2 separate regions of the Homo sapiens genome follow, and region 1 is linked to region 2. The links are chromatin loops, found by intact Hi-C in ENCODE. Cell type or tissue: B cell. All regions are shown on one strand. Links, peaks and the distances in the headings refer to the core of each region. The heading gives the core; the rest is flanking DNA. Region 1 holds the start of LOC107984543 (a long non-coding RNA gene). Region 2 overlaps LOC107984543 (a long non-coding RNA gene).

The links. Hi-C counts contacts between places; a loop is a spot of excess contacts. Peaks named below come from ENCODE experiments on the same cell type or tissue, not always from the same donor. Only the 100,000 strongest peaks of a DNase experiment are listed, where the experiment ranks them.
Region 1: a loop joins it to region 2, with 2.6 times the contacts of the local background. A loop is called at or near these places in 1 of 110 quality-filtered maps.

The regions. Positions count from the first base shown.
Region 1 is chr12:89,711,898-89,728,588 of GRCh38, reverse strand. It overlaps LOC107984543 (a long non-coding RNA gene), which reads right to left and starts at 16,352. Exons shown (of 7, transcript XR_007063399.1): 1 at 16,310-16,352; 2 at 11,226-11,352. ATP2B1-AS1 (ATP2B1 antisense RNA 1) reads right to left here. Exons shown (of 1, transcript NR_028138.1): 1 at 16,637-16,691. It also overlaps the pseudogene RNA5SP365. In B cell, for the core only: no CTCF peak of the experiment used is centred there; a DNase peak (open chromatin) is centred at 6,798; H3K4me3 peaks cover 805 bases; H3K27ac peaks cover 2,339 bases.
Region 2 is chr12:89,781,014-89,797,704 of GRCh38, reverse strand. All of the region lies in intron 2 of LOC107984543 (a long non-coding RNA gene), which reads right to left. Among named protein-coding and RNA genes, the nearest start is that of ATP2B1-AS1, 80 kb to the right of the region's middle. In B cell, for the core only: no CTCF peak of the experiment used is centred there; a DNase peak (open chromatin) is centred at 7,584; H3K27ac peaks cover 721 bases.

The DNA of each region.
Region 1 (16,691 bases), core at 3,073-11,072, 69 kb after region 2:
GTATGAGTGCATGTGCCTTTATAGCAGGATGATTTATATTCCTGTGGGTATATACCCAAAATGGGACTGCTGGGTTGCATGGTAGTTCTGATCTATGTTCTTTGAGAAATCACCGAACTGCTTTCCACAATGGCTAAACTAATTTACACTCCCACCAACAGTGTACAAACGTCCCCCTTTCTCCTCAACTTTGCTAGCATATGTTATTTTTTTACTTTTTAGCAATACCATTCTAACTGAGGAGAGAGGTATCTCATTATGGTTTTTATTTGCATTTCTCTATTGATTAATGACGAGCTTTTTTTCCTATGTTTGTTGGTCACATGTACATCTTTCGAAAAATGTCTACTGATGTACTTTGCCCACTTTTTAATTTGGTTTTTCATTTTTTGCTTGTTAATTTGCTTAAGTTCCTTATAGATGCTGGATATTAGACCATTATTGGATTCATAGTTTGCAAATATTCTCTCCCATTCTATAGGTTGTCTGTTTACTCTATTGATAGTTTCTTTTGCTGCACAGAAGCTCTTTAGTTTAATTAGGCCCCATTTGTCAATTTTTGTTTTTGTTGCAATTGCTTTTGGTGTCTTTTTCATGAAATCTTTGCCAGGGCCTATGCCCAGAAAGATATTTCCCAGGTTATCTTTTAGAGATTTTACAGTTTTAGGTTTTTATGTTGAAGTCTTTAATCCATCTTGAGTTGATTTTTGTACATGGTGTAAGGAAGGAATCCAGTTTCAATCTTCTGCATGTGGCTAGCCAGTTATCCCAGCACCATTTTAAAATTATTTTTAGTATAATATTTGTTTTGTTGGTTTGTTGTTTTTATTTTTTAACTTTTATTTTAAGTTCAGGGGTACAGGTGCATGTTTGTTACATAGGTAAACTCATGTCACAGGGGTTTGTTGTACAGATTATTTTGTCACACAAGTATTAAGCCTAGTACCCATTAGTCATTTTTTCTGATCCTTTCCCTTCACCCACTCTCCACCCTCCAGTAGGCCCCAGTGTCTGTTGTTTTCCTCTATGTGTCCATGTGCTCTCATCATTCGGCTTCTACTTATAAGTAAGAACATGCAATATTTGGCTTTCTGTTTCTGCATTAGTTTGCTAAGAAACATGGCCTCCAGCTCCATCCATGTTCTCTCAAATGACATGATCTCATTCTTTTTTTGTGGTTTGATAGTATTCCATAGTGTATATGTACCACATTGTCTTTATCCAGTCAACTATTGATGGCATTTAAGTTGATTCCATGTCTTTGCTGTTGTGAATCATGCTGCAATGAACATACATGAGAATGTGCCCTTATGGTAGAATAATTTGTATTCCTTTGGGTATATATCCAGTAATGGGATTGCTAGGTTGAATGGTAGTTCTGTTTTTAGGCCTTTGAGGAATCATCACACTGTTTTCCACAATAATTGAACCAACTTACACTCTCACCAACAGTGTATAAGCATTCGTTTTTCTCCATAATCTCACCAGCATGTTATTTTTTGACTTTTTAATGTAGCCATTCTGACTGGTGTGAGATGGTATCTCATTTTGGTTTTGATTGGCATTTCTCCCATCCAAGTACTAACCAGGCCTGATCTTGCTTAGCTTCCGAGATGAGACGAGACTGGTCAGGTTCAGGGTGGTATGGCCATAGATTGATTTGCATTTCTCAAATGATCCATGATGTTGAGCTTTTTAAAATATGATTGTTGGCTGCATGTATGTCTTTTGGAAAGTGTCTATTTAAGTCCTTTGCCCACTTTTTAATGGAGATGTTTGTTTTTTTCTTGTAAGTTTAAGTTATTTATAGATGCTGGATATTAGACCTTTGTCAGATGCGTAGTTTGCAAATATTTTCTCCCATACTATAGGTCGATTGTTTACTTTGTTGATAGTTTCTTTTGCTGTGCAGAAGCTCTTTAGTTCAATTAGATCCCATTTGTCAATTTTCGCAACTGCTTTGGAAATCTTCATCATGAAATCTTTGCCATTTCCTATGTCCAGAATGGTATTGCCCAGGTTGTCCTCCAGGGATTTTGTAGCTTGGGGTTTTACATTTAAGTCTTTAATCCTTCTTGAGTTGGTCTTTGTATATGATGTAAGGAAGGGGTCCAGTTTCAATCTTCTGCATATAGCTAGCCAGTTCTCCCAGTACCCTTTATTGAATAAGGAGTCCTGAGTCTTTTCCCCATTGCCTGTTTTTGTCAGTGTTGTCAAAGATTAGATGGGTGGTAAGTGTGCAGCCTTCTGTCTGGGCTCTCTATTCCATTTCATTTGTCTGTGGGCCTGTTTTTGTATCTGTACCATGCTGTTTTGGTTCCTGAAGCTCTGTGGTATAGTTTGAAGTTGGGTAGCATAATGCTTCCAGTTTTCTTCCTTTTGCTTAGAATTGCCTTTGCTATTTGAGCTCTATTTTGGTTCCATATGAATTCTAAAATAGATTTTTCTGGTTCTGTGAAGACTATCATTAGTAGTTTGATAGTAATAGCACTGAATCTATAAATTGCTTTGGGCAGTATGGCCATTTTAATGATATGCATTCTTTCTATCCATGAGTATGGAATATTTTTCCATTTGTCTGTGTCATCTCTGAATCAATCTTTGAGCAATGTTTTCTAGTTCTCCTTGCAGAGATCTTTCACCTCCCTGTTAGCTGTATTCCTAGGTATTTTATTCTTTTTGTGACAATTGTGAATGAGATTGTGTTCCTGATTTGGCTTTCAGCTTGACTGTTGCTGGTGTATAGGAATGCTAGTGACTTTTGTACATTGATTTTGTATCCTGAGATTTCACTGAAGTTGTTTATCAGCTTAAGTAGCTTTTGAGCTGAGACTATGGAGTTTTCTAGATACAGAATTATGTCAGCTGGAAATAAAAATAGTTTGACTTCTTTTCCTTTTTGGATGCCATTTATTTCTTTCTCTTGACTGATTGCTCTGGCCAGGACTTTCAAAACTGTGTTGAATAGGAGTGGTGAGAGAGGGCATCCTTGTCTTGTGCCAGTTTTCAATGGAACATTTCCAGCTTTTGCCCATGCAGTATGATGTTAGATGTGGGTTTGTCATAGACGGTTCTTTTTATTTTCAGGTATGTTCCTTCATACGTAGTTTATTGAGAGTTTTTAACATAAATGGGTGCTGAATTTTATAAAAAGCTTTTCAGCATCTATTGAGGTGATCATGTGGCTTTTGTCTTATGTTTATGTGATGAATCACATTTATTGATTTGCATATGTTGAACCAAACTTACATCCCAGAAATAAGGCCTACTTGATTGTGGTAGACACACTTTTTGATGTGCTGCTGGATTTAGTTTGCCAGTATTTTGGTGAAGATTTTTGCATTGATATTCATCAAGGATATTGGCCTTAAGTTTTCTTTTTGTGTTGCCAGTATCATTTATTGAATAGGGAATCTTTTCTCTGTTGCTTGTTTTTCTCTACTTTGTCAAAGAGCAGATGGTTGTAGGTATGCTGCTTTATTTCAGGACTCTCTTATTTTTATCTGTTACTTTACAAGTATTAGAATTATTGAACTATTCAAAAACTGCTATCTTATTTTGTTGCAGTACTGAAAATAATGTAAGATAAGTGTTGCTCTCCCTGTTTTAAAGATGAGTGACTAGGATTGTAAAGAATTCACTGATTTGTTTTATCTTCTTGAGTCCACTACATCAACAAAATTAAAATAATGTAACATATTTTATGCCCTCCACAAAGTTTCCAGTCATAAATGTCTCCATATCTTATTCCTACCATTATTGCCTATGCATAATAACTTAAATAATGACAGCCATCAGCATTTACAATAAAGTAGGAATTTTGTTTATGATTTAGATTTCTAGATATAAATTTTAAAGTCCAAGTTTTATTAAGACTAATTAAGAGGGAAAGTATTATACTTCACAATAATTTAAAATATTCTTGTCTTACACATGCCAGTTATGACTGATTTCCAAGTTAATTAAATATAGAATTGCTACATATTTCTCTCTCTCTGTCTCTCTCTCTCTCACACACACACACACACACACACACACACACATATATATTATATATATATATATATATGCTAGATTCTAGCATATTAGTCATCATCAGTATGTCTTTCAGGACTTTAGAAATAACCATATAGAATATAATTTTTTTTGAAAGTGCTCTCAGGATATCTAAAGTACTATTTTTACATTTTGGTCTCAGAGTGCAATAGCTTCATTATTTTGCTTAGAAATTCATTGCTTAGTTTTTGCATGTACATGAAGGATGTCATAGGCTCCATCTATAATAAGCAGCTTATCCAGTATGTTAATTTTTTAAATGCTGCTCAAAAAAAAGAGGCTGCCTTCTTCTGATAAACCCCAGAGTTTAATAACATGTCCTCTGAATTAATTCTGTAAATGCAGTACTAAAGTTTAGCACAACGATCTGGGCTGTTTAATTAGCTCACAGCTGCACTGCTGGGATAACATTTCTTGTTGAGGAGGTAGCTTGATATTCGTTATTGGGCTTTGGTTCAGAGTTCAATGGCCGTTTTAAGCTTTCTTAAAGAATTGCTTGTCTTTGTTTTCAGGGAAGAACATAATCATTACTCAGAAACACTTGTTAGTTTTCTTGCCGTGCCTGTATAGTCATTGATTTGACCCTAACATAACAAAGTGTGGCAATCTTTTAGACACTGAAGGATCCTATAAGATAAAAAACGTTATCTGACTTTTTAGTTTGACTAATATATGTCACATCGATAGAGCCTAAATCTCAATTTCTTTACTATTTCAAAATTCTTTAAATTTTTTAAATCTCCTTTTAAATGATGAATATGGATAAAATTTAAAAATTCCCTTTGAGGCTATATAATTATATAAAAATTCCCTTTGAGGCTGTATAAATTATAACTATGTTTTCTACATTTTTCAGTACATTATATTATTTTTATACACACTAGAGAATATTAAGACAATATCAAATGTGGCAGATTATGTGGGTAAATAATGAATTTAAACACCCATTTACTGAGTATCTATCATGAAAAACTACATTAATTTCAACCTCACAAGAACCTTAGAAGTTTATCCTCATTTTATACAGGCAGGAACTAAAAAATCAGAGCAGTTAAGGAACTTGCCCAAGATCACACAGCTGATAAATTTCAGAAATGGAGTTGGAATCCTTATATCAAAGCTCAGGCTCTTTCTAACATTATGTTGCCTCCTTCTCAAAGCTAAGTTTCAGATTTATCTTTCTCATAATATTCTTTCCAATTAACTTGAATTCCTTCAGGATGAATTGATACAGCATGTATTACACTGTCACATTTTTATGTTTTTCTTTGGACTTCTCTCTCTTGCTGTTTCACTTGTCAGCACCACTAGATGTATATGTTCCCTAAGTCCAGACACTCTATGCTGTATCCTCTATTTCCTTGTATGTCCCCACAGCAAGAACCACTTTGGAAAAATAACAACTTTTTACCCTGGTTATGCTGGGGTATGATTACAGGGATCTTTCACTTTTTACACTATATATATCTGTATTGTTTGAATTATAAAAAAAACACACATACATACATACAGATAATTATCTATACCTAATATTTAAAAACTTAACGATAAATGTCCAATGCGAAAAAAAACAAAGAATATATACACATTTATATAATATACCTAGTTTTACCATTTGAATTCTTGGAGATTAAAAACAAAAGAGTTAAATGAGGGAGGCATCTTAGTATTTTTCTATTTATAATAGTAATGGAAAAGGTTCTAAAAATCTGGAAGAAATGTCTAAGACACAGAACTAAGAAAAATACGAGGATATTAAGTGCCCAACACTTCATTTTTAGAGACACAAAAAGGAATGATTAAGGATAATGAGAATTTATATCACTGTTGGAAAGTGATGCAAAATTTAAATGTAAACATGTATGCAAAGCAAGCATTAAAACAATATATAGGTTGGGCATGGTGGCTCACGCCTGTAATCCCAGCACTTTGGGAGGCCAAGGCAGGTGGATCATGAGGTCAAGAGATGGAGACCATCCTGGCCAATATGGTGAAACCCCGTCCCTACTAAAACTACAAAAATTAGCTGGGCAAGGTGGTGTGCACCTGTAGTCCAAGCTACTCGAGAGGCTGAGGCAGGAGAATCACTTGAACCTGGGAGATGGAGGTTGCAGTGAGCCCCGATTGCGTCTTAAAAAAATATATATATATGTAAGAAAATCAAAGAACTAAAAACATGATTTTTAGTTAGACTAGGGCCACCCTCCAAAACGTTAACACAAATACAGAAGTTATGTATTTATATCAGTAACAGCCCAAAGAGAACTTATTATGACCAAATCAAAATGATTAAATCTTCATTCTTTGTGATAGATTATTTAGGTAGAAGTGTTCTTGAAGTCCTATAAACAAGACTGTATTGGGAAAAGCAATTTTGCTTGGTAAACTTTGTGTTTGACAGTAGAGTGACTTTCTATAGCTTACATTGAAAGAAGGCATTTGAGAAATGTGTACTTTTTAAAAAACAAATTAGTTGAATAAAATAAGAAATGAAACCGATAATAGAAAAATACAGTCAACTCTTAATGCTGTGATTGTGATAAAGGATAGCCAAGCATTACAAATTGGCTAGAATTTGGAACTGGAAAAGCCAGAAATTCAGCAGAGTTGAGAATTTTGACAAGGTAAGGGAATCAGTCATCAGGACTTTTTCTTTTTTCAGAAACAGGCATAAACAAAGTTCAAGACGAGCCAGTGAGGTCAGAAACTAAGCAACAAGTAAGCAGAAGTGAGTATAAATAGATATGAGAAGTAAGTCTAATCATTGGGCCAGCAATTGGGCAAGCAAGAAGAATAAGAAGGTAGTTATTGGAGTTCAGGGCAAACAATGTGGACCTGGAGGATACCGGCTCCAAAAGAGGAAAGGAAGTAAATGGTCAGAACCCGGCAGGTGGTCGGGAACCAGGAAATTCACAATAGCCCGATGGGGAGAGTAAGTTGGACAACTTAATTCTGTGACAAGTTGTCTCCAGAAATTTCTCCATCATTACCATAAAGAAATGTCATGAAGAAATCAGCATTTGTAGGTCTTGAGAGTAGAAATAGGAAGGTGCATCTGACCAGACATAGCTCATTGCCAGGTTTTCATGGTGTTAATCATTCAGCAGTTTTATATATAAAATTTTAAAATTGATTCTCCCGCCCTGTCTCTACCTCAAGTACGTCCTTACCTGTCACATCAGCCCTCTTTCTGGAAAGCTACCTAAGCTGTGTTTCGTGTATCTGTGATCTGTAACTGCTTCATGTCTTCCAATTCACTCGTGTTTATTCCTACTCTGATTTCATTTGCCTACCTATTTGGTTAGGGCCTCAAGCTCAGCTCAATGAGGTATTTTTCTTGAACAACTGATTTCAACCATGAGCCAATGAATACTCCACACCTGTTCCTCAACAACATCTGAAGCAGAGCCTTTAACTTTCTGGGACCTTTGAACTCTTCTGGGAGTTTTTAGATGAGGCCAGCAAAGCCTTCTACTGCCTATCAATGAAATTTTAATCTACTACTGTTAAAATCTTAAATCTCTATCTGAGTAAAAGGTTCTCTCCCCCATCACTGTCTGTGTGTATTGAGGATTGGAGAGTGCTCACTCAGTATCTGCATTTTACTCCCCTCCCCTTTCCCTTCTGGAAGCTGTGGCTCTTCCAGTGTTGAGGGCACGGAGGGTGGAGAAGACAAGGGCAGTCCCTTTGCTTGGCTAGACTCTATCGAAATCCCCTCTGGCTGTCAATACTTTTTTTTTTTTTTTGAGACGGAGTCTCGCTCTGTCGCCCAGGCTGGAGTGCAGTGGCGGGATCTCGGCTCACTGCAAGCTCCGCCTCCCGGGTTCACGCCATTCTCCTGCCTCAGCCTCCCAAGTAGCTGGGACTACAGGCGCCCGCCACTACGCCCGGCTAATTTTTTGTATTTTTAGTAGAGACGGGGTTTCACCGTTTTAGCCGGGATGGTCTCGATCTCCTGACCTCGTGATCCGCCCGCCTCGGCCTCCCAAAGTGCTGGGATTACAGGCGTGAGCCACCGCGCCCGGCCTGTCAATACTTTTAATGTGGCAGGCAACCAAACACTGACTTTTTAGTGGGTCTATGTGGGAGTTTCTGGAAGAGCTCAGCAAGGCCTTGTACTGCTGTCTCCTATCATATGAGATAGGCTTCTTACCAACCTCTTGTTCCTCATTGTAACTCTCTTCTCTGGAGCTGCACCCTGTAGTCTCCTGATAGGTGCTCTCACCTGGCTGGCAGCTTCATTCCAAGCTGTCTTACAAGGAAACTTAAGCATCTATGCCAAGCCACATGGTGGGGACAAAAAGATGACTCTCCTTCCACTCTTCCTCTCACTCTGGCTCCCCTCTCCATTTCTCTTTACTCTCCTAAGTTAAAAACAGATATGTCAACACATCTGTGCCTATGCAGACATCCAACAGGGTACGCAGAAACTTCAAATGTTTATGAAAGGAGTGACTTTCTTGGGAACTCTGCTTTTTTTTTTTTTTTTTTTTTTTTGAGATGGAATTTTGCTCGTCGCCCAGGCTGGAATGCAGTGGCATGATCTTGGCTCACTGCAACCTCCACCTCCCAGGTTCACGTGATTCTTCTGCCTCAGCCTCCCAAGTAGCTGGGATTACAGGTATGCACCACTACGCCTGGCTGATTTTTTGTATTTTTAGTAGAGATGGGGTTTCGCCATGTTGGGCAGGCTGGTCTCAAACTCCTGACCTCAGGTGATCCACCCACCTCGGCCTCCCAAAGTGCTGGGATGGGAACTCTGCTCTTTTGGTTTGTGAGAAGTATGTTCCTAGTGTTTTTCTGAAAACGTTACATTCATCTTCACTCCTATGATATTTTACCTCAGTATACATTCTGGGAGAGTTATTGTATTAGTCCATTTTCACGCTGCTGATAAAGACATACCCAAGACTGGGCAATTTACAACACAAAGAGGTTTATTGGACTTACAGTTCCACATGGCTGGGGAGGCCTCACAATCATGGTGGAAGGCAAGGAGGAGCAAGTTAATCTTATGTGGATGGCGGCACTGAAAGAGAGGGCCTTTGCAGAGAAACTGCCGTTTTTTAAAACCATCAGATCTCATGAGACCCATTCACTATCACAACAACAGTACAGGAAAGACCTGCCCCCATGATTCAATTACCTCCTACAGGGTTCCTCCCAGGACATGTGGGAATTGCGGGAGTTACAATGCAAGATGAGATTTGGGTGGGGACACAGCCAAACCATATCAGTTATTTCCCTAAGAACTTTAAAGATGTTATTCCTTTTTCTCTTGGCCTATCTACAATTGCCAATACAAAGGTGGCTGTCATGCTAAATTGTTTTTGTTTGTTTTATCCTGTCTGGTTGCTGCTAAGACTTCTCTTTGTCTTTTAATGTCATGAAGTTTCTCAGTGATGTGACTAGGGTAGATTTATTTTATGTCTTTTGTTTTTGGTACCTCTTTCCCAAAGTCTTGGGAAGAAGATGAGATTCCCTGATGCTTTTGTGACACTTCCTGAGCTAGGTAAGTTGGTAGGAAGTAGTACCAGCATACCACTGGCTATAAAGCAGGATTCTGGCTTTATGTGGTGTCATGGTCCATTTGGGCTCCTACAACAAAGTACCATAGACTGGGTAGCTCATAAACAATAGAAACTTACTTCTCACAGTTCTGGAGGCTGGGAAGTGAAAGATCCAGGTGGAGGCAGTTTTGGTGTCTGGTGAGGTCTCACTTCCAGGTATCATAGATAGTGCCTTATAGCTGTGTCCTTACATGGTAGAAGGGGCAGAATAATTTCCCTGGGTCTACTATATTTTAAAAGGGTACTAATTCCATTTGTGTGAGCTCTGCCTTATCTCCTAAAAGGTTCCACCTCCTCATCCTATCACCTTAGTGGTCAGGATTTCAACATGTGAATTTTGGGACAACATAAATATTCAGACCATAGCACATAAGGGTTCAGTTTCAGCTCCTTGCCTCACTCAGATCCAGCCACATCTCCTACCTTTAAAACTCCATGGTTACACATATCTGACTTATTTCTGAGTATGGTAATCCCCTGGGCTTAATATCTGCTTATTGTGTACTCACTCTACCTTTGAGTTCTCTATTTCTAGCACTGCATATTTCTTCTGTTTTTGTACTCAGTTGTATATTAACATTGTTTCATATATTTGTCCCAGCATTCATACATAACACCACACGTATATATACATAAACAAACATTTGAGGAGTGGGGTTGCATAATACAGGAAATCTAATCCAGTGGATCTGAAGGACCTTGTTATGTGAATTTTGAAAAATGCTAACCAAATGAGTCTGCATTATGAACTGAATTTTGTCCTCCAAAAATGTGTATGTTGAAGCCCTAATCTCCAAAGTGACTGTTTGGAGATAGGGCCTTTAGGGCAGTAATTAAGGTTAAATGACATCACAAGAGTGGGTCTTTAATCTGAAAGAACTGGTGTCTTTATAAGAAGAGGAAGAGATACCTCTCCATGCACTTGCACCAAGGAAAGGCCATGTGAGGACAGGGCAGAAGGTAGCCATTTGTAAGCCAGGTAAAGAGACCTCACCAGAAAGCAATGCTGATGATACCATAATCTTGGACATCTGGCCTCCAGAACTGTGAGAAAATAAATGCCTGTTGTTTTAGCCACCAAGTCTATGGTATTTTATTACGGAAGCCTGAGAAGACTTCATAAGCAGTCTGGTAATACAGCCTGGTAATCAGTGCCCAACTCCATCCCTCTGCACCAGAATATCCTGAACTCTTAATAGCTGTAACTATAATGGGAGCCCCAAGTTTGAGCCACCAGAGAATATCATGTAAACCTATATTGCTATAAAATTGTACTCTATTTATTTACCTGGGCCTTGGGTAACATTTTCTTTATCCTTTGCTCGTCCTTCAGTTTCTTTAATCTGCCCATTTCAGTCCTTAGCCTCATTCAATTCTGGCTAATGATCATAGGCAACAATTATATAAGGAATATTAAGACTGACATTTATGTGCCTATGTCATCCACTCCTGAAACTTCAAATTTTACTCTTTCTTCACATTTTTTTATTTTTTGCCTTTTTTCTGCCTCAGAGAAAGAGATGTTCCCTTTTCTATTCATGGTGAATTCTTTCTATATGTTCTAGATCTTACCTTCCTTTTAACTCTCCACTCACTCACCAGCACTTTTCAGCTTTCCTCCCTTGACCCCTTTTCCTCTGACACCAACAATACATAGGTCAACAAATTGGTTTTCAGTGACTTTCTTTTGATGATTGGTGAATTGGCTTCATTCCATTTTTCCTATCTGAAAGACAAAAAGAATTGACCCTGTAAGAAGTTTGTCAGGTCATCAGAATAAAGGAACAAGGCTGTGGGTATAAATTTAGAATTCATCATCAGGGAGCTGATAGTTCATTTGTTTGTTCATTCATTTGGGACAAATCTTTATTTCAAGTGCCCATTATATGCCAGTTTCAGTTAGGCATGGCATGTGTATTAGTCCATTGTCACGCTGCTAATAAAGATATACACGAGACTGGGTAATTTATAAAGAAAAGAGATCTAATTGACTCACCGTTCAGCATGGTTGGGAAGGCTTCAGGATACTTATGATCATGGCAGAAAGGGAAGCAAACATGTCCTTCTTTGCATGGTGGCAGGTAGAGAAAAATGAGAACCGAGCAAAGTGGGAAGCCCCTTATAAAACCATCAGCTCTCATGAAAACTTACTCACTATCAAGAGAATAGCATAGGGGAAACTGCCCCCATGATTCAATTACCTCCCACCAGGTCCCTCCCACAACACGTGGGGATTATGGAAACTACAATTCAAGATGAGATTTGGGTGGGGACACAGCCAAACCATATCAGCATGTAATAAGTGATTAATAAGTTTCTTTGTATAAATGAATAGATAAACCATCCTCTTATTGCCAATGCCTCCTAAAAAGACATTTCGTTTTCCTACCTTATAACAGAGGAGGGATACAGACAATGTGGTGCATCAGAATCAGCTAAAGGGACTGTCAAAAATGCAGATCTGCTGGCTCTAGTCCAGACTCCATCAGAAGCTCTGGGAGTGGGACCCAGGAATCTGCATCAGTAAACTCATAAAGGTGATTCTTTTGTGTACCCTTAAAAGTGGAGTTTTGAAGAAAAATGGGCAACAATGAAAAATTATATAAAAGTATAAGCATTAGAAAACCACAAATGTGAGAAAATCCTGCTGATATTCTTATTGATATCATATAATAGGGATGGTTGAGCCTGGATCTTCGATGGCTATGTTTAACAGCTGAATCAACCATACCATAATTTTAAGAATAATAAACTGCTATTCATTAAAGCCACTACTAGTTTAGCTCTTGGTTACTTGTAGCCAAAAGCATGTCTTACTGATTCAGATTAAGATTTTATTTGCTAGGAAGAGGCTTAGACTTTATTTAGTCAAATTAAGTGATGATTAGTGACTAAATTTGGTGCACTTTAAAAGTATCACAAATAATGTCTGTCTCACAGTATGCAAAAAATAATAATAATTTTAAGATAATAGTGTACTTGACCAAATGACACAGTTTGCATGTTGTCCCCTCCAAGTCTCATGTTGAATTGTAATTCCTGACATTGGAGTTGCAGCCTGGTGGGAAGTAATTGGGTCATGGGGGCAGATCTTCATGGCTTGGTGCTGTCCTTGCAGTAGTAAATACTCATGAGATCTGGTTGTTTAAATGTGTGTGACACCTCCTCTGCTTCTCACTCCTGCTCTTGTCATATGACATATCTGCTCCTGCCTCACCTTCTGCCATGAATAAAAGCTCCCTGAGGCCTCCCCAGAAGCTGAGCAGATACTGGTGCTATACTTCCTGTACAGCCTGCAGACTTGTGAGCCAATTAAACCTCTTTTCTTTATAAATTACCCAGTCTTTGGTATGCCTTCAAAGCAAAGCAAGAACAAGCTAACACAGAAAATTGGTACTGAGAAGTAGGGCATTGTTATAGAGATACCTGAAAATGTGGAAGCAGCTTTGGAATAGTGTAATAGGCAGAGGTTGGAAGAGTTTGGAGAGCTCAGAAGAAGATAGGAAGATGAGGGAAAGTTTGGAACTTCTTAGAGACTGGTTAAATGGTTATGATTCTGACAGTGATATGAACAGTGAAGTGCAGGCTGACTAGGTCTCAGATGCAAATGAGAATTTATCGGGAAATGGAGCAAAGGTCATCCATATTATGCCTTAGCAAAGAACTTGGCTGAATTCTGTTCATGTCCTAGTATGTGGAAGTTTGAACTAAAAAGTAATGACTTAGGGTATTTGGTGGAAGAAATTTCTAAGCAGCAAAGCATTCAAGAAATTACTTGGTTGCTTCTAACAGCCTATCCTTGGGTGTAAGAGCAAATAAATGACTTAAAGTTGGAAGTTATATTGAAAGGGGAAGCAGAGCATAAAAGTTTAGAAAATTTGCAGCCTAGCTATGTGGCAAAGAAAAAGCATTATCAGGAGAGGAATTCAAGGAGGCTGGGGAGCAACCACTTGCTAGAGTTATTAGCATGACTAAAAGGGAGCCAAGTGCTAATAGCCAAGACAACTGGAAAAAGGCCTCAAAGGCATTTCAAAGATCTTCGAGGGAACCCCTCCCATCACAGGCCCAGAGGTCTAGGAAGAAAGAATGGTTTTATGGGCGAGATCCAGGACTTTGCTGCGTTGTGCAGCCTTGGAACACTGCTCCCTGCATCCTGGTTGCTCCAGCTCCAGCCTTGGCTCAAAGGGACCCAGATAGAGCTCAGACCACTGCTTCAAAGGGTGTAAGCCTTCCACCATAAGGCTTAGCAGCTTCCATGTGGTGTTAAGCCTGTTGGTACACAGAGTGAAAGAGTGAAGGAGGCTTGGCAGCCTCCACCTAGATTTTAGAGGATGTATGAGAAAGCTTGCATGCCCAGGAAGAAGCCTGACACAGGGGCAGAGCCCTCAAAGAGAACTTCTACTAGGGCAGTGCCAAGGGGAAATGTGGGATCTGACTCCCTACACAGAATACCCACTGGGGAACTACCTAGTATAGCTATGGGAAGGTGGCCATCATCCTCCAGACCCCAGAATGGTAGATCCACTGTCAGCTTGCACCCTGCACCTGGAAAAGTCACAAGCACTCAATTCCAACTCGTGAGAACAGCCATGGTGGCTGAATCCTGCAAAGCCACAGGGGTGGAGTTGCCCAGTGCTTTGAGAGCCCAACCCTTGTGCCAGTATGCCCTAAATGCAGGACATGGAATCAAAGGAATTGTTTTGAAGCTTTAAGATTTAATGACTGCCCTGTTAGATTTCATTGTGTGGGTCCTGTAGCCCCATTCTTACGGCTGGTTTCTCCCTTTACAAATGGGAGTGTTTACCCAATGCCTATAGCCCCACTGTATCTTGAAAGAAAATAACTTCCTTTGATTTTACAGGCTTATAGGTGGAAGGAACTCATCTCCAGATGAGCTTTTGGACTTGGGACTTTTAATTGAGTTCATGCTGGAATGAGTTAAGACTTTGGTGGACTATTGGCAACAGATGAATATATTTTGCAGTGCCAGAAGACCATGAGATTTGAAGGGTCAGGGTGGAATGATATAGTTTGAATACTGTCCCCTCAAAATCTCATGTTGAATTGTAATCTCCAGTGTTGGGGGTGGGGCCTGTGGAACGTGATTGGATCATAGGGGCAGGTCCCTCATAGGTTGGTGCTGTCCTCCCAATAGTGTGTACTCAAGAGATCTGGTTGTTTAAAGGTGTGTAGCACCTCTCTCCTTCCTCCTGCTCTGGCCATGTGATGTGCTTGCTCCTGCTTCACCTTCCACCATGAGTAAAAGCTCCCTGAGGCCTCCCCAGAAGCTGAGCATATTCCAGTGCCATGCTTGTACACGCTGCAGAACTGTCAGCCAATTAAATCTCTTTTCTTTTTAAATTATCCAGCCTCAGAAACTTCCTTATAGCAACACAAGAATGGCTTAATACATCAAACAAGTAAAAATGAGTAACATTTGCTGCTGTTGGTATATCTTCTTGGTAATAGAGAATGTTTATGAATGATAATTATGACATTTATTGAACATATACTATACATCAAGCACTATGTTAAGAACTTTATATACATATCTCACCCAAACCTCATCACCCTGTGTCATAACTCACCATTATTGATGATTATGAAACATCATAACTCACCATTATTAGTGAGAAAATTACGAGTTCCACTTCGGGAAGTGAGGGATATCAAAGGTAGTGAACACGTTTCTTGAATATTAAAGGATAGAAAAATAAATGTGGTAAACTTATTAGTTCCCAGGTACGTTTCCTGGCATTACTACTGCGGATCTTTTCCATTAATTTAAATCCTATATCTCTTTCAGCACAAATCAAGTCCAAATCCTCCTTAGAAAAACTTCCTCAACATTTAGGTATGAGCTACGTCTTTTTCGCTTCTCTGGAATTTAGATTTAGGACCATATTATGTGGGTTAGAACATTTGGGGTTAAAAAAAATGTGTTATACCTAGAAGAGCACATTGTATGTAGGCACTAATAATTCCTGTCAAATGACATCTAACGATTTTGCATTTTTCACCTATAAAAATTTTCCATTATGTGACTTGAAAATTCTTATTTTAGGCTTACATATAATTATACTCCATTTAATTCAGCAAATGTAATTTGTTACTAATAGATAACAGTTCTCTGTGGGTTTCAGCTAAGTAATCTTTCTCTTGACACTTCTCTCTGGTGATTCAGGTTAATAGAAATTTGAGAACATATACAGCTATTTTAAATTAAGAATTTAATATCCTCCTTCTCTGCCTCCCTGTACTTATCAGTCCTCTTTAGGATTCTGTAATGATCAGGACTGATGCATTCACATATGTAAAATGTGTTTACGGGGAAAGAATATGTTTTTTAAAATACACTGCAGTTGATATGTCTTTATTTTGTCCTATTGCTAGATGCATGTGACAGAATAAAGTTCTTTGTTTCTCTTTACACTTAATTACATTGAGGATTTTAGAAAACTGTCTTCATGTGTTATATCTCTTGAATCGATCAACTTTTCAGCAAATATCTCAGTTGTTTAGATTTACTCTATGAAAAAGAGCATACCTTAAAAATACCAAATATATTATTTTGAATCTGCAGCCACTCTTCAATGTTAACATCTCATATGGTAACTTGTCATGGGGTTTAAATACTTTTTTGTTTTGTTTTGTTTCGTTTTGTTTTTGAGACTGAGACTCACTCTGTCGCCAGGCTGGAGTGCAGTGGTGCGATCTCGGCTCCCTGCAACCTTGGACTCCCTGGTTCAAGCGATTCTCCTGCCTCAGCCTCCTGAGTAGCTGGGATTACAGGCATGAGCCACCACGCCCAGCTAATTTTTGTATTTTTAGTAGAGACGGGGTTTCACCATGTTGGCCAGGATGGTCTCAATCTCCGGACCTCGTGATCTGCCCGCCTCAGTCTCCCGAAGTGCTGGGATTACAGACGTGAGCCACCGCACCTGACTGGATTTAAATACTTTTATAAGTTTTGCATTGTAGCTAAAATGCATATTAAAAGAACTTTAAAATATTATTTCCCCAGTAAATTGTATTATTATATTGTTCCTTATGCAAAGATACATC
Region 2 (16,691 bases), core at 3,407-11,406:
GGTCTGTCCTGATATCACAAGGGACAGGTCTAAACCAAAAGTCTGTCTCACGTAGCTTACAGATAGGGAGACTTGTGTTTTCACTTGCGCAACCATTGCTTCTGCACAAGGCATGCTGATACTTTAACAGGGTAGGTGATGAGGGGAATGAGTCTAGGACTGGGCAGGGACAAAGCTGGGAGAAACTGACCCAGGTATAGGGCTGGTGCCCAAAGAAGTAGTCTACAATCAAATGACCACTGCAAAATAGCACAGTGATCCTCAAGCTTGGTTGCAGCTGTCATCAGTATCAGATCCACTGAGTCTAGCAAAATGTTTCAGACGCTAGATGATCCACCAAGGCAGAAAGGGCTGTCCATAGAAGCTGCTTCATTCAGGGTCACAGAAGGAAGCATTCATCACAGTCAGGTTAGGATAATTGAAGAAGGTTTGATAAAAGGATTATTTTTAACAATGTAAGACTAGACCACAACAAAGAATGCAATACCCCAGTGCTCAGCTAGGCTGTAATCTACCCTAGGCCAGAAAGGGTGAAGAGTGGGAACAGTTCCAAGAACATCCTCTGGAAGCAGAGGACCACCTGGAGAGGAGCTCTGACCTTCAGTGGAAAGAAGTGAGCAGCTCAAGGTAACCCCAAAGGGAGGAAGCTAGTGGTATAAATATTCCTATCTCACTCAGTCACTCCCTTGAATCTCCTGCCAGCATTCCCCATTAGCCAAACCCAGCTAGAAGCCAGAAGGCAAGGGATGATAAGTTCACATGGGTCAGTATGGAGAGGGGAAGGGAAAACAAAGAAGAACTGGGTGGGGAGGGGTGTGGAAGGGCAAACTGAAGAAAGATGGCCCACCTGGGAGAACCATTCTATCCCAAACATGATTTCAGAAAATAAATGGGGATCTGAGGGTGAGGGTCCAACATTCTGGAGAAGGGTACCAGCAGAGTGAAGCGATATTTTAGAGCCTTACAGCCCTACTGAAAAAAAAAAAAAAATACTGGGTCAGTGAAAGACTCCATCCCAAATGGAGATGAGAATGCAAAGCAGAAAACCAAGGCAGAATTCAGCTGGCACAAGCTATGCCAGTGATGTGGGAGTAAAGGAAAATCCCCAGGCATGCTGGAGGACTAGCTGCAGAGCAGAACAGCTCATCTTAGATCCAGTTCCCTGATGCCTTTGGCATCCAGTGTTCTTTCTGCCTGGGTCAGGTCTGACACAAGAAGTAGTCAGGGTTGAGACTGTATTGAAGACCAGTGAGCAGTATCTGCAACTGAGAGAAAATAGGAAAGAAAGTTCCAAACAGTGCAGTAGAAGACTGCGCGGTAAGGCTCTTAGTGGGAAGTCTGAATATTTGCCCCTGCCCAAATCTCATGTTGAATCGTAATCCCCAATGATGGAGACAGAGCCTGGTAGAAGGTGTTTGGATCATGGGGGCAGATCACTCATAGCTTGGTGCTGTCTTCATGAGGGTGAGTTCTCACAAGATCTGGCTGTTTAAAAGTGTGGCACCTCATGCTCTCTCTCTCTCTCTCTTTCTTGCTCCTGCTTTCACCATGTGATGTGCCTGCTCCCCCTTGGGCTTCTACCATGATTGTAAGCCCCCTGAGACTTTTCCAGAAGCAGATGAATGGTATGCTTCCTGTACAGCCTGCAGAACCATAAGCCAACTAAACCTCTTTTCTTATAAATGGAGATATACCTAATGCTAAATGACGAGTTAATGGGTGCAGCACACCAACATGGCACATGTATACATATGTAACAAACCTGCACGTTGTGCACATGTACCCTAAAACTTAAAGTATAATAATAATAAAATTTTAAAAATCAATCAATAAATAAATAAAAATAAAATAAATTACCCAGTCTCAGGTATTTCTTTATAGCAACAGAGGGACAGCCCAATACAACATTCAAATTGGGAAACGTGAAGAGAGTTTACAAAGGTTTGGGAAGAATGTAAAGAGTGTAGGGAAACTACAAGGGATGTTTTTTCAATCCTTAATCTTGAAGCAAACAAAGGGTGGAGGCAGTTACAAAACCCAGAGCTTCAGCCTGAGAGATGGTCTGCCTGACCTTCCATTGAGGAACAGAGCATGTCCTAGAGGAGGGTAAACTATGGGGAGGAAACTAAGTGGAAATAGCCCTGGACCTCATTCTTCACCCTTTTCAGATCTCCTGCAGGACTGACTCCCCCTTGACTAACCCAACCAGACACCAGAGGACCAGACTGACATAGTCCACCCCAGTGAACCTAGTAAGCCCAAAGCAGAATGGAGAAGGGAAGGAAGGAAATGCAGTGGGACTAACCATCAATATACAGCACAGAGGGATCACATAATTTTGGCGAAAAATGAGGAGGGCCTCCTCTCTAGATACTTACTAATTACAAAAGAGAAAGTAGTAATTTTACAATATAGAAACTAGCAGACACCGACCGGCCTGGTGCAGTGGCTCATGTCCGTAATCCCAGCACATTGGGAAGCTGAGGCAGGCAGATCACTTGAGCTCAGGAGTTCAAGACCAGCCTGGCCAACATGGTGAAACCCCATCTCTACTAAAAATACAAAAATTAGCCGGGTGTGGTGGCATGTGCCTGTAGTCCCAGCTACTCAGAAGGCTGAGGCAGGATAATTGCTTGAACCTGGGAGGTGGAGGCTGTAGTGAGCTGAGATCATACCACTACACTCTAGCCTGGGTGACAGCAAGACTCCATCTCAAAAACAAAACAAAACAAAACTAGCAGACACCACCTCGACTAGGTGATCAAGGTTGACAGCTCAGTAATAGGGCAAATGGCCATGATGTGCTTCCCCATATGAAGCACTAAGAAGGACACAACATCACATCCCCAATAGTCTTGCCAATAATACATACCTGAATCTAATCAAGAATAATCATTGGACAAACCCAAATTGAAGGACAGTCTACAAAACAATTGGCCTTTCCGCTTCAAAAATGTCAGTATCATGAAAGACAAAGAAAGACTGGTGAAAGTAGGCTAAAGAAGTATGACCAGAGAATGCAAGGCATGGCATGGGATTTTCTTCTGCCTCAAGGACATTACATGACAAACTGGACTCCTCAATAAGATCTATAAATTAGGTGATAGTATCGTGTCAATGTTAATTTCACAATGGATTTTGATTATTGTGTTATTGTTATGGAATTAAAAAGTCCTTGTTTTAAAAAATAAACAATGAGGTATTTGGGGGTACAAAGACACTATGACTGTTTCTCAAATAATTCAGGAAAATATACATAAAAAAGAAAAATATGTAGATGCAATGTTAATATTTGGAGAATTTGGATGAAGGGCATCTTGGAGTTATTTTACCATTTTTGCAACTTTTCTTCATGTATGAAATTATGTCAAAAAAATAAAAATTAGAATGATAAGAGCTTGAACTGGAGCAACTAGCAACAGGACTATAGAGAAAGGGCTGTATATAAGAAATATGTGAGAGGTAAAATCATTAATATTTAAGTGATGAATGATATGTGAAGGGTCTACAATGACTCTAAGACTTATACCATGCAATGCAGCTGTCATTGTGGTCACACTTAGCATGAAATGCTAAATTATCTGAGTGATATTTTAATTGTATCCTGGCTAAAGAATCCAAATACCTACAAGGCTTTCTCTAGCATTGACATTGGTGTGACACAGTCAGTTAAATATTAGTGGATCCAAAACAGAATGCTAAATTTGTACCTTATCAATAGTGATGAGAGTTTAATTCTTTCCCCCAGGAAAAGCAGGAAATCGTGGATTTACCCAGCCTGAGAAGAAAGAATGCCCCCGACAAATCAGTCTCTCTTTTCCAGTCTTCCCTGAGGTGTAGGGTTAGTTAGGATCTTTCAAAGCAGCATAAGGACATTTAGGATACAAAAATAACTCAAACCTATGAGATAGTGATGATCTGGAACGGATAGGTGAAGAGACAACATTCCAAATCTTCTGCCCTCATGTAAAACACTCTTTTTTCCAGCACAGACTTGAAAAATCATGTCTCATAGGCTTCTATCAATCACTAATAGTTCTTATATAAGAAATTAGCACCATTTTCCTGATCCTCCTATGTGTCTTGTCCCAGGGTCCAAATCCTTGGTCTGTTCAACAAATATGTACTAAACACGAACCATTAGTATCAGCCTGATAACCAGTCTTATATTGATGGGTAGGTATAATCCACACTTCTCTACAGAAAACAGTGGCTCAAGGGCCTTAAGATAGCACTTTTGCCATATTTCTTATAATAGTGTAGGTTTTGTGGGACTAATTGTAAACACGGATTTAAATGTTTAACACATATGAGTTAAATCTGTTTCTTTCACTCACAGCCCTAGTGAGATGTTGATTGTAACTAGAAAACATAAATATGGGTGGTTCCTATTGAACAACTAGCAACTAGTGCCCAGGGAACTTAGCTGCACCCACCACCTGGGCTGAGGGAAAAAGGACAGTGAAATGAAATAGCAACTGGTTGTTAATTGATATCTTTTTGAGAGGCTCCAAGAAGACATCTTTACCCATAAATGTGGTCATGCTACCATTAGAAATCTCCTTTGAAATAACTACACCTACTAAATGCTCCATTAAAATGCAAACATCCTCAGCTATGTCTATAATAGACCAAGGTAAATTAGATCATTAAACATCATGAAGACAAAGACTTTGGTGTCTGGCAATGGAAGATTTTGAAATGGAGGAGAGGGCAGAGAATAGAGAAGTATAGAGTCTTGGAAAAACGAAAATCTGCCTACTTAACAGCTTTGGCTAAGGCCAGCCCTGGAACTAAGGTCATGAGTGTTTGCATGTGTTTTCTTTAACTTTGTCCAGTCAAGAAATTTTATTCCAAAGTCACAGCCTCTATCCACAAACTCAGACAAACATATTGTATCAGAAAGAGAGTTGATGAACAAGGATGCAGATACTCAAAATTTTTACAGAAATTCTTAAAGCGTATGTTCCACTGACATCATCCTTTAAATGTGCGAAATAGCATCAAAATCATTAAGTAATCCAGAATATTTGCTTACCTTCCTTATTTGCTTACCTTCCTGTGACCTGCCATTTCTAGCATCCTCTCCCTGCCAAAAACAGTTTTATTCTGACTACATGAAAGAACATCACTGAAGGCTGTAGCTGTTTTGGAAGCATATATCCAAGCATGGAGCTGAGCGTCTTCAATTAATTTTCAAAGAATATTTTTGTCCATGGAGATATGTTTGAGATGTCACGACTCAAAGCCTTGTACCTTAAGACTCGTTTTCAAACTGAGCATACTTCTTCAATTCCTCCCATCAAACAAAATGCTCACACAGTAGACAGCTCACTGGGGCCTGTGTCTGATCACAGTCCACAGTTCAGCAGGAGAGATCTTCTAAAGCCAATATCTAAAGGTAAACTTTGCATATTTTCATGAACACTACTGGATAATAGCTTACATTTAATCACTTCAAATGCTGCATTTCTTTCTCTGATAGTTTCTATTTTAATTTTCATCTGCAGTAATCAAAAAAGAGGAAAGAACGCAAACTTATAACTTTCTCCTAGCACTTTGTCATTGACTGGAGCTACATTTCTAAACTTTTCCCACACTGTTATCCTTAAGACAGATAGAGATATAAATCTTATGAAATCCAACAAGGTCAAAGTTTTTGTCAGGTAGCATATATGTAAAATGACCTAATGCATTCTATCTCATTTCATACAGATGAAATTATATGGCAAATGTTGAATATCTTGCACATAGTAGATGCTCAGTAAATAGTAGTTATTATTTTCTAAGAGTGGCATTTTAAAGGTTGGCAGTTCAGAAGCAGAATAGAACATGATGATACTGAGAGCATCAATGATAACAATTAGCCTGCATATAGTATTTTACAATGGACTGCACACTTTATACAAATTATCACACAACTCTGTGAGATAGAGTTGTTCTATGAGTTTTCTATTGCTACTAAACAAATGACCATAGTGGATTAAATAACAAATTTATTTAATTCTTATTTCTGTAAATTAGAAATCCAAGAGTTTCACCAGGCTAAAGCCATAGTGTCAACAGGGATATTTTTCTGTCCAGAGGCCCTAGGGGAGAATCTGTTTCCCAGCTCATTCAGGTTATTGGTAGAATTCAGTTCCTTGCAGTTGTAGGACAAAGGTCTTCATTTTCCTGCTGGCTGTCAGCTGAGAGCCATTGCAGCATCTAGTGGCTGCAACATTCTTTGGCTCGTGGCTTCATCCCCCGATCAAAGCCAGAACATTAGGAGGAATCTCTCTCATGCTTCAAATCTCTCCTACTTCATCTGTCCTAGCATATTTCTGATTCCATCTAGGAAAAATTCTCCACCTTTAAGGGCTCATGTAATCAGATTGGGCCCACTTAATCAAGCATAATCTTTCCATCTCAAGATGCATATTTTTAATCACATCTACAGAAGTGCTTTTATTGTGTAAAGTAATATTCACTGGTTCCAGCGATTAGAATATTGGCATCTTCTGGTGAGGAGAGTATTATTTTGTCTTCCACAGTTACCATTATTCACATTTACAGAGGAGAAAAATGAAGATCAAAGAGGATAAGATATTTGTAAAAGACATGTAAAGAATGGACCAAAATTGTTTTGCTGTAAGCTCAAGTCAATGTTCTCCTCATAATAGATTATCTTTTTTCTGAAAGGTAACCCAGCATTTACTCTCTTGCATCTTTTCCCCTCTTTCCCACCCACACTTCCATTAGAAACATTTAAGGCTGACATATTTGAAGAATTATTTCCAAAGCTTCCTTGGAAAAGCCAAAGTTTAGTTGCATTTCTGCTGGGGTTTTTTTGTATTTCTTCTGAAGCTTACCATGTTGAGAATATTATTTGCCCGCAATTAGACACTTTCAGCTAAAGCTGCAAGAGAAAATGTATTACCTGATGGGCTGAGCGCTAATGGAAATTTATACCATGGCAAATATCAGTTATCTCACTAAACAATTTTTCTCTAAAGATGTGCTTAGCAATTTGATACTAATATGATTAATACTTATTTAAGACAAGACCCGTCACTTTGTATTTTCCAGAAAATATAGTATTTTTAGCCTTCTTTCTTGCCAATGGAATTTAAAAGCAAAATTTACATTTATTTTGGTGTGATTTCAGGCAACCAGTAAGTGTTTAGTAAGTCCTTTAACAAATACAAAATGTCATTCATCTATTCAAGGGAATGTTATTAAATGGCAAATTGTGGCACACAGGCTGTACTCTGAAAATAATAATATTCCTGAAATTTAAGGGGACTGCTCAGATTAAAAGAAAGGTGGACAATGAGTTCAGATTGTTCATGTACAGAGTTCATAGAAGGCTCTAAAAGCCTGGCCATGGCCAAGCATATACAATAATAACAATAAAATAAACGTTTTTACTTTAAAAATCCTGAAAAATAAATGTTATCAGTTTCTGCATTTTTAAATAAATTACACAAATATTATCTTCCAATCAGGGAAGAAATTCAGGTCCCTCTTTTCAGTTTCTGTATACAAGTGGAGTTTAAGATGAAGGAAAAAGGAAGTAGTTTGATTTCACTTCCTCCTTTTGCCTTCTTCATCTATTCTACTTCACTTCCAGTTTTACTCCCTTGACTAACTGCTTCCCTCCCCTGTGTTCTTCCACTGACAGCAGAGAAAGTGACATGGGCACCCTGGAAACGTCTTTTTGTCTTTCATAATCTGGCCTGTGGCTACATTCTAGTCATATTTCTTGCCAGATTTCTAAAACTTCCCTAAGCTCTAGTCATACAAAACATTCATTATTCCCCCAAGAACTCACATTTTTTTAAATATGCTATTGTTGTAACTAGGAATGTTCTATACCTAGCTTCATCTACATGTAAGTGGTTAAAACCAAAATATTAAATAACCCCTGGAATTTTTCTTTACATAAAATATTTATGGCACAATATTTAATCTAATAAACTAAAGAAAATTGCGCATGTTTTTCATAACAATGATTTCAGGTTACTAAATAATGAAAACAAAAAATAAAAGTAATGATTTGATGCTTTGTGGCATGCAAAAGACAACTCTCTAAAACCAAGAAATAATTTGTTGATTGGAAAATAAACTGAACACATAATTATGGAACTAGGAAAAACAAAGGGTTTTTTCAAGATTTCTCCCAGTTATCTGTTTGTTTTTTTTTTGTTTTTTTTTTTTTTTGAGACAGGGTCTCACTCTGTCACCCAGGCTGGAGTGCAGTGGTGTGATCATGGCTCACTGCAACCTCGACCTCCCAGGCTCAGGTGATCCTCCCACCTCAGCCTCCCAAGTAACTGGGACCACAAGGTGTGTACCACCATGCTTGTCTAATTTTTATAATTATTTTCAGAAACAGAGTCTCCCGATGTTGCCCAGACTGATCTTTAACTCTTAGGCTCAAGTGATCCTCCTTCTTTGGCCTCCCAAAGTACCAGGATTACAGGTGTGAGCCACCATGTTCGGCCCCAGTTACCTTTTTCACAGACAAAGAAAAAAAAGCACAAAAAAATTAAGTTGCCTACTCAGGGTCATAAAAGAAATCAGTGGCAGCTTCCATCCAGTGCTGTTTCTACTGAATCACATTCCTTTCTTTTTCAAAAGACTAGAGAGCTTAGAATCATAGTATTCCAAGGTAGCTATTACTTATTCAATGCCTTCCTTATTAGGAAGCTGCTGTCACCCAAATCAGGCCAATATTTTCAGGGTAGAAACATCCAAATATCTCTATGCTAAAATCCTCCTCTGAGAGTCCAGATGGGGAAAGTCTTGAGAGCAATTCCATCTTTTAATATAAAAGTGTCTAATAGTATATTTTGATCCTCTATATTTGTTGTAAATTCACCTATCATATTTCCTGCTGCCAAAATAACAAAAAAAAAAAGATTTATGTTCATAGGTTACTTCCTTCAAAGCCTTCAAAAGAGGTAGGCTGCAATGATGATCAACATAACTATTAAGTATCCTATAACACACCCTAGAGGGAAGCAATATGAAAACAAGACCTGGGATCAGGGGGTTTTGCCTAGAAGTAAAAGAAGTTAAAATGGCTGTTACTGTTAACAGTGAATATACTATTACTTTTACTCACTTATTAGCAACTACAGTTATCTTTTTAAAAAATTACATAATTCAGCCCATGCATAAAGACCTTGTAATATACACATAGTTGACATGTAAATATATATGTATCTCGATGTGCTAGAATTAAGCCCAAGACTACAGGTCACTTGCTTTAGGTTCTGTCTTAAGTCAGTTGCCCTGGGAAAGAGATGCTGAGATGAAGATTTGTGTGCAGGAAAAATGCTGGGAGTGTGATATTTCTTGATGATGATTACACATGAGAACAATACATAGGAGGGAGACAGGGAAACAACATTAGTCAAAATGAGAAGTTGATGTTTTATGTAGTTACAACAAAGGCTTCAGCAGATCCCATGGGAAGCTCTGGGGCTGGGCTGGCCCTTCAGAGTTATGCCCATGAAGGCAAAGGGGCCGCACCTTTTCACCTACATCTGCCAGCCACTGGATGTGACCTACATCAGGGGAAGAGGTGCACTCTTGAATGACATTGCTATGGTTTGAATATTTATCCCCTCTAAAACTTATGTTGAAATGTAATCCATGATGTGGCAGTGTTGAGAGGTGGAGACTTTAAGAGGTGATTGGGTCATAATGGCTCTACCCTTATGAACAGATTAATGGGTTATCATGGGAGTGAGCCTGGTGACTTTATACAAAGAGGAAGAGAAACACGAGTAGCATGCTCAGCCCTCTCACTATGTGATGCCCTGCACCACTTTGGGACTCTACAGAGAGTCCCCTCCAGCAACAAGGCCCTCATTAGATGTGGCCCCTCGACCTTGGACTTCTCAACTTCCATAAGAAATAAATTCCTTTTCTTTATAAATTACCCAGTTTCAGTATTCTGTTATAAGCAGCAGAAAATGGACTCATACAGACAGATTTCTTTGGTCAAGGGGAATTATCATATAGGAACAAACAGCAGCCAATACTCCTGTAGTAGTCCATTTTCACAGTGCTATAAAGAAATACTCGAGACTGGGTAATTTATAAAGGAAAGAGGTTTAATTGACTCCCAGTTCCACATGGCTGGGGAGGCCTCACACTTACAATCATGGCAGAAGGGGAAACAGGCAACTTCTTCACAAGGTGGCAGGAGATAGAGTGAGCAAAGGGGGTAGGGTCCCTTATGAAACCATCAGATCTTGTGAGAACCCATTCAATATCACAAGAACAGCATGGGGGAAACCATCCCCATGATTCAATCACCTCCCATCAGGTCTTTCCCTCAACACCTGGGGATTACAATTCCAGATGAGAGTTGGGTGGGGACACAAAGCCTAACCATATAATTCTGCCCCAACCCCTCCCAAATCTCATTTCTTTCACATTTCTAAACCAATCATGCCTTCCTAACAGTCCCCCAAAGTCTTAATTCATTCCAGCATTAACCCAAAAGTCCAAGTCCAAAGTCTCATCTGAGACAAGGCAAGTCCCTTCCACCTAGGAGCCTATAAAGTTAAAAGCAAGTTAGTTACTTCCAAGATACAACGAGGGTACAGGCATTAGGTAAATTCTCCCATTCCAAAAGGGAGAAATTGGCCAAAACAAAGGGGCTACAAGCTTCACGCAAGTCTGGAATCCAACAGGGTAATTATTAACTTAAAGCTCCAAAATGATCTCCTTTGACTCCATGTGTCACATCCAGGTCATGCTGACATAAAACGTGAGCATGAGCAGCTCTGCCCCTGTGGCTTTGCAGGGTACACCTCCCCTCTTGGCTGCTTTCACAGGCTAGCATTAAGTATCTGCAGCTTTTCCAGGTGGATGGTGCAAGCTGCCAATGGATCTACCATTCTGGGGCCTGGAGGACAATGACCATTCTGGGATCAGTCTGGAGGACAATGGCCCTCCTCTCACAGATCCACTAGGCAGTACCCCAGTGAGGACTCTGCGTGGGGGCTCCAACCCCACATTGCCCTTCTGCATTGCCCTAGTAGGAGTTCTCCATGAGGGCTCCACCCCTGCAGCAGATGTCTGCTTGGAAACATCCAAGCATTTTCATACATTCTCTGAAATCTACATGGAGGCTCCAAACCTCGATTATTAACTTCTGTGCACCTGCAGGTCCAACACCACATGGAAGCTGCCAAGGCTTGGGGCTTGCAGCCTCTGAAGCAACAGCCCAAGTTGTACCTTGGCCCCTTCTAGCCATGGCTGGAGGTGAAGCACCTGGGACACAGGGTACCAAGTTCTGAGCCTGCACAGAGCAGGGAGGCCTTGGGACTGGCCCACAAAACCATTTTTTCCTCCTAAGCCTCTGGGCCTGTGATGGGAGGATCTGCTACCAAGATCTCTTACATGCCCTGGAGACATTTTCCCCATTGTCTTGGCAATTAACATTTGGCTCCTCTTTGCTTATGAAAATTTCTGCACCCAGCTTAAATTTCTTCCCAGAAAAATGGATTTTCCTTTTCTATCACATAGTCAGGCTGCAAATTTTTCAAACTTTTATGCTCTGTTTCCCTTTTAAACATAAGTTCCAATTTCAGATCATCTCTCTCAAGTTCAAAATTCCACAGATCCCTAGGGCAGGGGCAAAATGTCTCCAGTACCTTTGCTAAAGCATAGTAAAAATGACTTTTGCTCCAGTTCCCATGAAGTTCCTCATGTCCATCTGAGACCACCTCAGCCTGGATTTCATCATCCACCTCATTATCAGCATTTTGGTTAAAACCATTCAACAAGTTTCTCAGAAGTTCCAAACTTTCCCACATCTTCCTGTCTTTGGAACAGCCCTCCAAACTGTTCCAATCTCTGCCTGTTACCCAGTTCCAAAGTCACTTTCACATTTTCAGGTGACTTTATAGCAGTATCCCACTCTCTGCAGTACCAATTTACTGTACTAGTCCATTTTCACACTACTATAAATACACGAGACTAGGTAATTTATATTATAAAGGAAAGAGGTTTAATTGACTCATAGTTCCACATGGCTGGGGAGGCCTCAGGAAACTTACAATCACAGCAGAAGGAGAAGCAGGCACATTCTTCACAAGGCAACCAGAAAGAGAGAGAGAAGTGAAGGGGAAGAGACCCTTATAAAACCATCAGGTCTCATGAGAACTCACTCGCCATCATGAGAACAGCATAGGGGAAACTGCCCTCATGATTCAATCACCTCCCACCAGGTCTCTCCCTCAACACCTGGGGATTACAATTAAAGATGAGATTTGGGTGGGGACACAAAACCTAACCATATCAACTCCCAACAGCTGAGAGACTGAGGGCCTTGCTCCTGAAGGAGGGCTCAGGATAGGGTGCCATAGCATTAATTCTACTGTTTGGATCTACTTACTTTGTATAGTGAGTTCATCCTTCAGAGAATGGCCACTCCAGATTCTGGTTGGTCATTTACCCATTTTAGATTTTCCTCATCAACAGCTAACACTTCTGTTGGTCTACATGACTTACCTTTTGGGTTAACCTACACCCCAGTCTCTGAGAGGCCTAAGCCTCTGTGACCAAGGCCTTTGTAGGTCTTTACTGTACATATCAGTTTGCCATTAGGCAGAGCAGGATTCTTTAGTGTGAAATGTGCTGCATTTAAAACTCAAAGAGATCTACAAAGCATTGCATTCTTCTTTGTGGTGGGAAATGCAAGATACAATAATTTTCCTTTTACTTTGGAGAAAATGTCCCTGCATTCCCCAGGTTACTGAACCCCTAAAAAATTCACCAATATAGAAATACTCTAAATCTTCTTGGGGTCTTCCCATACTCCAGAGCAGTACTGTTCAGAAACTTTCTCTGATGATAGAAATGTTATACTTCAGCTGTATCCAATATGGTAGCTACTGGCCATAATGCAATCCTGAGTAATTGGAGTATGGCTACATATACTCATCATGATATCGTAGATTTCTTCCTCATGGGGACCCAGACACTCCTTTAGTCAGTAGATTCCAACTCTGACATAGATCCAGAAACAAGACATGATTTGTTATTGGGGTGTCTTCCTTCAGTTTCTTGATCATCTGTCTTTGCAAGCAAGCTGGCAGTAGACTCTGATGTAAAAGCTTTATAAGAAAAAACCTTCTGTATTATCTTCAAGCAAAGGGTGGGGGAAAGTGGTCTTCTAGCCTTTAATAAGGAGGAGTGGCCCACTTTGGCAGGCCCTTGCGGATTCAGGGCAATCTGGATCTTAAGAGGTTTCCATCCAGGTGTCCATCTCAAGCCTCAGCATTTTGCTCCTTCTCACTCAGGGCCCTGATCTTGGTAGAATAGACATGCCAGAGTTTGGAATTCCACTTTTTCTGAAATTTCACTAGCCTTATAATTAAATTTTGTATGTGATCCTCAACAATGCCTCTCCTATAGCCATAAAAAAGGAGAGAGTCCTTATATCCTGCCTAAGAAACACTCTAACTTCCACAGTGACCTTAAGTTGGTAATTTAACGACCCTCAGTCTTTGTCTTTTTCCAATGCACTGATAACACTCACGAAGAATCATCTGATTTCATTGACTTACGATAATTACTACTCCAAAACCCTCTGTGCATTATCTTTCAGTAGTATCCCTTCCCAGTCACCAACAGTGAGTATATTAACTGGACCAATAAAGCATCCTTGAGGCATTCAGTCCTCCACTTACTACAGTGTTGACATCCTCTTTACCAGCTGGCCAATGAATAATCTAGCTCCAAAACCTCAGAGCGTTCCTGGCACTGACTAACTGAGGTCCAGCTCCCTAGAAAACAGACTCAGATGTAGATTGCATGCAGGAAGTTTTTTGGGAAGTACCAACAGGACAAACCTGTGACAGAGTAATGAAACCAGAAGTGAGTGAACAGGAGAAATTGAACGGTGATGTAATTGAAATGAAGACCTCAGCTGCTATCTGAGGGAGCTCTGGAGCTGAAATGACCCTTCAGGGTTGTCCTGAATTGAGGTAAAGAGGCTGATTTTTCTAATTTCCCCTTCCACAGAGGCTGCCCCTAGCCTAGGGAGGAGGTATAAACTTAGGCAAGGCAACTCCCTTTGGCAGAGGACAGTGCCCAGAGAAAGAAGATAATTCCTGGAGAGGAAATTGGCTGTTTGTCTCAGCAACTAACACTCCCAGCTGTCGACAGATGGAATGAGTGTCTCAGACATAAAACTGTGGTGGGGAGGAGGGCTGTGGAGGAGGCATCTGAGCAGTGCACCACAGCAGCCACTACAGGTTTTATCCTTGGTTTTGCCACTAGGAAGTTACAGGAACCTGAACAATCCACTCAGCCTTTTAATGTTTTTGTTTCCTTATTTGGATGCAAGGACAATGAGAGAGCTAAGTTCTTACCGATACACTTTGGATTCTGTTTGTTTTAAGAAGTATTCTAATTTCCTATTTTACTTATAAATTTAGTTTTTGAAAGGATATTTTCTACGGCAAAGGGGATTTTTTCTGATTTTCATAAAAACAGGTGGTTCTACCAATGTACTGCTTCACTTAAACTAACCTCAAAGTCAGGACTTAGTTTCCATGAACTAAGGATTTCTGACAGTCTCTCATCACTCTGCATCTTCACAAGGTATCTGAGTTTTACCATGCCACCTAGCTTCATTACTGTGCTGTAGAATCAATTGCTTTATTTTGTAATCATGAGTCACATCTATTCACTTTAAACACACAGACACACACACACACCAACTTTCAGTGATGAACATAAAAAAGATTTCAGAACACGATCTTAATAATGTCACTGTGATTGGGTACAACTGCTTTTAAATCAGCCTTGGGCTGGCAGGTGTGGTGGTACATGCCTGTAATCCTGGCTACTTGGGAGGCTGATGCAGGAGGATTGCTTGAGCTCAGAAAGGAGTTCAAGACCAGCCTGGGAAACACAGGGAGACCCTGTCTCAAAAACAATGAGAAAAACAAATCCCTGGAGAAAAGGTTTGTATCCCATTCTTAAATGTCTCTAAGGAGCTCTTTAAAAAATGATCAACCTGACTGTTAGGAAGTTCTTTCTGATATCTAACCTAAATCTCTCCTACTGCAATTTCAAACCACTTCCTTTTCCATCCTTAATGAATTAGGAAAGGAGCTGGTAATCACTGTCACCTGCCTGTTATAATCTTTCATATGTTTAACTTTATTAGAATTTATTTACACCTAAATATTCTCTCCCACATGACAATTTATCTCCCTTAGCCATTGTCTGCTTTTTCACTTTGAGCAGTATTTTTTAGTCTTGTAAATACATTCTCTAGCTTCTGTGTTTATCCCAGAAACTATGGAGACCACATTTAATGAGTTTTTAACATACCATGAATGATTTTGGGGTTTTGGCATGTTACAACCTCACATGGTTTACCTTTCAAACTGCATTAAACTATTCCTACATTAAAAATGTATATTAGATTGTTTAACCTCAAGGAAGAAGCGATTTTCCCACAAGACCTATTTATAAAGTATGATAGTATCTTCCCTTATGCGGGAAGCTAATGTAAACTATTAATGACATGTATCAGTTACAAAATGTTCTTAATGCTAACTCTTTCCAAATAATGTTTAAAATAACAGACTCATTTTGTCCACTGGAGTTTGGTTTTGAAAGATAAACATTTTAAGTATTGCTGGTTCAATATCAATACTTGGAAAGTAGCTATTTTTTCTGAGAGCAGGCTTCATGACATCATTTGGCAGATGTGAATTTCTTGACATTGTTCCTTAAATGCGACAATCTTTTACATATAACATCTTTCCTGATGTTTACAAAATTAGAAAGAAAAATGAATGGAGCTGCTTCACAGATTTATCTTTAAGCAAGTAAAGTTAAAAAGTATTACCCACATAAAGAAAAAATAGATAAAGCTCAAATTTTATATTTGGGGACCACATGGAAGAAGTATACAAAAGTATGTCACTTTTAACCTGATACATCAAACATGAAGACGGTTTTAAACATTTGCAGGGATTTCTATATTCTATGTATGAGTAAATTTTATCCTTACATAGAAAGTAAGTATATCATATATACTTGTGTTTCAGGCCACAACCTCCTTCATAAACCTCTGCTTAATAACTTCATCATCTCTGCCTAAAAGTTGGCTACCAACAAATGCCTGTCAATATGGGGATCTCATGCACACTATAACCTAGGTATCCTCTAGTCTGTAGGTATGCTGCCTGTCACCTCTGCTTCTTGAGTTCACATTGCTCTTAACATTCTCCCAATTCTGACTGACAACACTGGGCTGACCTATCTGACACTGCTGCTGCAAGTGTTCCACATTGGCCGCTCTATACACAGACTGAGAAGGGCAGCTGAATGGTTGTGCAAAATCCCATTGCACAAAAATATCTTCCTCATTTCCACCCACTCATACACTTAAACATATGAAGCATGCTTTACCCTCATGGTAGATGCTTTATGTGCATTATTTATGTACAATAAGCTTTTGAATGTAAGTACTGCTGTCACTATTCTACATCTTAGAAAATTAATTTCAGAGAAATTAAATATATTGCTGAAGCCACACAACCAGTGTCTGCCCCACAATGGGCAGAGACAGGATTTGAATAGGTGTCTATGACTTCAGTGCATCGGCATTTCTCATTATATCCTGTATATCCCCCACCACCATGTTCAGGCAGGATAGCTTA